Linked DNA regions of Mus musculus: region 1 is linked to region 2. A link is a contact called in ENCODE Hi-C or POLR2A ChIA-PET data. All regions are on one chromosome and are shown on one strand. Each heading gives the region's core, a stretch centred on a gene start or an enhancer-like site at or near the end of the contact. The rest is flanking DNA. Distances are from core to core; before and after follow the strand shown.

What was found. Hi-C counts contacts between places; a loop is a spot of excess contacts on that map. ChIA-PET counts read pairs that join two places held with the same protein, here RNA polymerase II (POLR2A).
Region 1: POLR2A ChIA-PET joins it to region 2 with 20 read pairs in embryonic stem cell. The contact joins the promoter of Depdc7 here to the promoter of Cstf3 in region 2. A Hi-C loop is called at or near these places in 1 of 37 maps with a recorded cell type or tissue (v-Abl transformed pro-B cells). POLR2A ChIA-PET finds 5 or more read pairs at or near these places in 4 of 5 experiments (Patski and embryonic stem cell).

The regions. Positions count from the first base shown.
Region 1 is chr2:104,741,531-104,744,230 of GRCm38, reverse strand. Depdc7 (DEP domain containing 7) reads left to right here and starts at 1,374. Exons shown (of 9, transcript NM_144804.2): 1 at 1,374-1,549. The coding sequence starts at 1,477.
Region 2 is chr2:104,589,048-104,591,747 of GRCm38, reverse strand. Cstf3 (cleavage stimulation factor, 3' pre-RNA, subunit 3) reads right to left here and starts at 1,264. Exons shown (of 21, transcript NM_145529.3): 1 at 1,046-1,264. The coding sequence starts at 1,072.

The DNA of each region.
Region 1 (2,700 bases), core at 125-2,624, 150 kb before region 2:
TGGGGTTACAGACCAGTGGTTGTGAGCAGGCACATGGGTACTGGGAACTGAACTCTGATCCTTTGCTAGTAAAGCAAGAGCTGTACCTGCTGAATCGTCTCTCTAGCCCCCGCCCCCCAGTTAGCGTTTCTTCTAGGCCCTGCCCCATAGTTACCTGGCAACAGCCAGGTATGCCTGCCTGACTCACTGTAAAAGGGGCTGCTTGACGCCTCCTCACTCTCTTACCTACCATCTTACACTCTTCCCTCTCTGTCCCTCCCCTCCCCTCCCCTCCCCTCCCTCCCCTCCCCTCCCCTCCCCTCCCCTCTCTCTCCCTTACCCTCTTAACTCCTCCCCAAACTCTATTCTATACTATACTCCTTGTGTGACTGGTATCTCAGGGGGAACGGATACCTCAGCATGGGCCTGCAGAGGAACCATTCTACCACAACATACCACGCCTCCACCAAGCATATCCCTTCCTTCTTTTTTATAAAACACAACACCCCCCAAAAGAGGTAGAAATCTATAGAAAGGGCAACAGTTGCGAACAAATGCCTTTATTCCCACTCAGGAGATAGAGGTAGCCAGAGATTTTCGAGTTCGTGGCTAGCCTATTCTACAGAGCAAATTCTAGGACCGCCAGGGTATATAGAAAGACCCTGACTTTATTCAAAAGAAGAAGGGAGGGGACGGTCATGCATCCGTCAGCTAGGTTAATGATCTCCAACATCATTCAACCTTGCCGACTTAACCCAGCACTGGGTCCCTGGTTTCTCTACCTCAATTACCCAAGAAACTGAAGCGCTCCCAGCAGCAACCCTCTCTCCTTCCCCCTCCAGTTTGTTCTTCCATGCTCCCCTTCCCGGTGCTCACCAGACCCAGGGTTAATTTAGAATCAACACAGATTTCCTTGGCAGGAAGCCCCATGATCTTTGTTGTTGCGGTCCTCTGACCTCTAGACATTGCTCTCCTAGGCTAGATAAGGTTTTGTTTGTTCTTTAGAGGGACAGGAAGGAAAAAAACTCCAAGTATTTATTATCCTGACACACTTGGGAGCATTTATGGTCCAAATACGAATTGCTAAATGTCGGTTCAGGTAATTCTCATTAAAAGCCCAGCCAACCTGGTCCTAATACTAGCAGGTGAGAGCAGAAAGCACTGAGACCTGGAGCAATAAGACTCCGGTTGGAGCGAGGGCAGATCCTGGAGGGACACCTTGGGACTCAGCGGGTCTAGCCCCGGGCTAGTACCGACTAGCACTGGAAAAGCCATGCCTAAGTACTTTCTACCTGGACACCGCCCGCCTGGAGCTGCCTGGGGCGTTTTGGAGCGCAGAGGCTTGGAGCCAGTCTGTGAAACACGTGATCGCCAGGGGCGGAGCCCGCCGGGAGCCCCGCTCCCCGGGAGTTAACCCGAGGCTTCGGCGCGGGCGCGCAGTCTGTGGAGCAGCGGCAGCAGCGGCGGCGCGGGCACGGAGTCCAGCCCGCCGCTGACATGGCCACGGTTCGAGAGAAGGCGGCGGCGCTGAACCTGTCGGCTCTGCACAGCCCTGCACAGAGACCTCCGGGTGGGTCGGAGGGCCGCGGCAGCGTGGGGCGGGCGCGGGCTGTGGGCGGGCGGTGCGCTCCGCGGGCTGCGCGGCCGCGAGGATCCGCTTTCTCCTCCTGGGTGGGCAGCCGGCCACGGGCCACGGGCCACGGACCCCGCCGCAGCCAGAGCTCGGCGTTTTAGGAACTTTACCAAACTTCGCTCGCAGTGGGGGTTAGGCTCCACAGCCTGACTTGTGACACGCGCGGAATTTTGAATAGTTTCCTGGCCAGCGTCTGGAGAACGAACTCTTGACTGCATGGTGGGATCAGAGGTCGGTGGCTCCCAGACTCAGGAGATGAAGTAATATTGTGTAAATTTAACACTTTCGCTACAAGCAATGTTTCAGTGAAGCCCCCATCACCCCCCCCCAACCCCTGATCTGATAGTTACATGACTTTGGGAGACAAATGTATTGAATCATTGAGGGCGGGTGTAAGATCTTTGACCCGAATCCGATAATCCGTTCTAAAATTCTGACTCTTAATTCTGCAAATAAGGAGATATTTGGATTTGTTTGGATAAGGTGCCACCTTTCCCCCTTTCTGGAACTGCGGGATAGAGAGCTGGAGAAATTGGCTCTCTACCAAAGCTTTTCATTTGTAAAATGCCAACTTGCGGAAACAGTGATTCCTTCCCCTAGGTCAGAAAAGTGTATCTCAGTGGTCCCAGCTATTGTGTTTGACTGACTTTACTAATCAATGCTCCACATAATCTCCAAGATCTTAATGATGAATTTTGCTAGAGAACTGCTTTCTCGGTACAGATTATAAAAGCGGCCTATAGTCCAGCTGTAGAGGTGTAAGCCCTCAGTCCTACACTGGGGAGGCAGAGAGAGGTAAGGCCTCTGAGTTCCAAGTCAGCTCTACACAGAAAGTTCCAAACCAAACAGTTAAAAAATGAGACTGTCTCAAAAAACAAAACAAAACAAAAAAAACCCCAGCAAACAAGATCTGACCACTTACTGCTCTCACCTAACAGGCTCTGATCACTTTATCACTTGACATGGCACTGGAAATTGTTGATAGCTTTAGGCTCTCTCTGGTAAATGGGATTCCCAAATTCACCTACTTTAACTCGGAAGGTCTTTCCTAACAGCTGAAATGTCAGTTCTGGGCTCTGGACATTTGT
Region 2 (2,700 bases), core at 15-2,514:
AAGTAATTAAGTTCTAATTTGCCTACACTTCATTAACATACAGTCCTATTTTACCTCATCTGTCAACCTCCAATAATTTCTATTTTATTAGCTGGGGATTTGGGAAAAAGAAAAGAAATAAAAATACAAGCGTATTTCATTGCTATAGCAATAAGAAATTTAGGACTTTGTTTTCTTTTAAAACTAAATATACGTGGATCAAGATCAAAACACACACCTTTCAAAAACTCAGTTTTGTTTTTTACAGTAAAAGCCAAACACTAGCCTACAAAATTTAGGATATAAAAGAGCAAAAGAACCAAACATGGAGATGGACGCCTGGAGGCCAAGGAAGCAATCCTGTCAGAAGGTCCTGCCTAGTCAGGGCTACACTGTGAAAACCTATCCAAAACAAACAAACAGCCAAACAGCAAAAGGGTGAGATCTCCTATCTAAAAGTCCCATTTGTAAAATACTTATGTATCATTCATATCTAACCATCCAAACAGATGGTGCCTACAGTGACTAAAGCACATTTCGAGTTTTCAGTTTACCAAATTCTGCAATGTTTGCGTGGTCGTAAAAGCAAAAATAAAGTGTTCCTAAACGAGAGGGGAAGAAAGCGAATCCACAAAATTCCCCCAAAGCTCGGAAGAGCCGTGGCTCTTTTTACCTTCGCTCTCTCGGGGGCCGAATTTTCCAGACTGATTTCGTTATTTCTGGGGACAGAGGACTGGGGGGCAGACGAGGAAAACACTGCCAGCGCAGATACACGTTAGAACAATCTGGGACTACCGGAACACTAAAGTGGTATGAAATACACCGTCCCGACCGAAGAAACTGCAATGGCCAGGGCGAAGCGACGTCTCTGCCATTGTCTAAGTCCCATACTTATTCGTACGAACGCCACAGAGAAGCCCAAACCTGGGAGACTTCGGGGGATGCGCTCCCGATCCCCGGGCTCACTAGCTCTTCAGGGCCCTTGCTCACGCGAACGGGGTGCTCGCACCCACAGGGCTAGAGAGAGAAGAGGTCGCCACGAGGCCCCACCGCTCCCGTTCCTCACCTGCTCCGCGGCTGCGTCTCCTGACATGGCCTCGGGGGACTACAACGTACGCACCAGCCGGCAAAGGGAAGCTAGAAAAGGAAAATTAAACTAAAGGCAAACCCCACCAAAACCAGGAACACTACCCCTGTCCCTCAGAGCCAAAGCCGCCGCCAAATCCGCTGCCGCCGCCGCCGCCGCCGCCGCCCACTCAGATTTGAATTAAAATGGCTGCGCCCCAGCCGGCAGAGGGGGTGTGAGGCGCTTCCGTATTCACTTCCGGGACAGTGGGCGGGGCTGAGGCTTAACTCCCGGATTATTGGAGGTGCACAAGCGCAGAGCGCTCCCAGAGGGCGGGCTCAGTGCGTGAGCTAACGTCACGCCCGGAACTGATGACGCCGCTGTCCAGATTTCCGAGGCCGGCCGGAAAGATCCACCCGATTGGCCTGGGAGCTCCCGCGCTTCTTGGAATTTCACGACTGAGTTGCAGAGCCGAGCTCCTCCCTGCTGAAGCCTGACTGCCAATCCGCTCTGTACAGGCAAACTGACCATTTTAGGGAATAGCGTTGAGAGTTAGTGAATACCTCTCGTGTTTCGGGAATAAGGAGTCTACTAACGCGTTCTGTACGTTTTCTTTTCTTGGGGAGGAGAGGAACACATCAAGTCTGTTTTTTGTTTTTTTGTTTTTTTGTTTTTTTGTTTTTTGTTTTTTTTTTTTTACTTTTGCTGTCACCGTTCACTATTAGACCGGGGATTTTAGTTTAGCGTCTCACCACGATCTCTTATCTGCAAAATTGCGTTGATAGTGGCGAAGGAATGTTGCTTTGCATCCAGACTTCTCACCTACTATAGAGGAGTAGACTGGGCAATTTGCATTATCTGCGTCTCTGTTTCCTTGCCTAAAGATAGGAATAGCAACAGCAGCTAAGATTTAACTTAAAAGGTAAAAGCTCTTATTTGGCTTACGAGTAACCAGGAGGTTATTGAGCGGTGGTGGCACAAGTCTTTAATCACAGTACTCGGGAGACAGAGGCTGGATGGATCTCTGAGGGCAGCCTGGTGTGTAGAGCCCACGGACGAGGGCCATACAATGAGATGCATATATCTTTTTAAGCAAATAGATGCATGAATCAAATGTACATATATTGAGTCACTGCAACATTTGATAATGGAGTCTGAATATTTCAGAAGTCTCCCTCAATGGGGCGTTACTCTTTTAAACTGTTGCTGATGTGACTGACTTAGAAAAATATCCACAATGAGCCAGGATGGTTCAAAGAGTGGAGGTGCTTGCCGTGATGGCCAAAAAACTTGAGTTTGATCCTGGCATCCAATGAGTTGACAGGATAGAACCGACTCCAGGAAGTTATTCCTTGACCTCCACACATGCACTATGGCTTGCAAACTCCTGCACTTACAAACACACAGGCACTCACAAGATAAATATATAAATCTAAAAATAGCCACAAAATTAAGCCAGAAATATAAAATAGCTTATGTGTATATATGTGTGCATGTGTGTGTGCACGCCTATGCGTGCGTGTATTCATCAAAACATTTAAAGAGGTTATTGTTAATGTCACAGATGCAAGGAGAAAGACCACCAACCCAAATCATGATCAAGTTAATTAAAGCAAGACTTTTTTTTTTTTTTTTTTTTTTCATGCACACAGGCT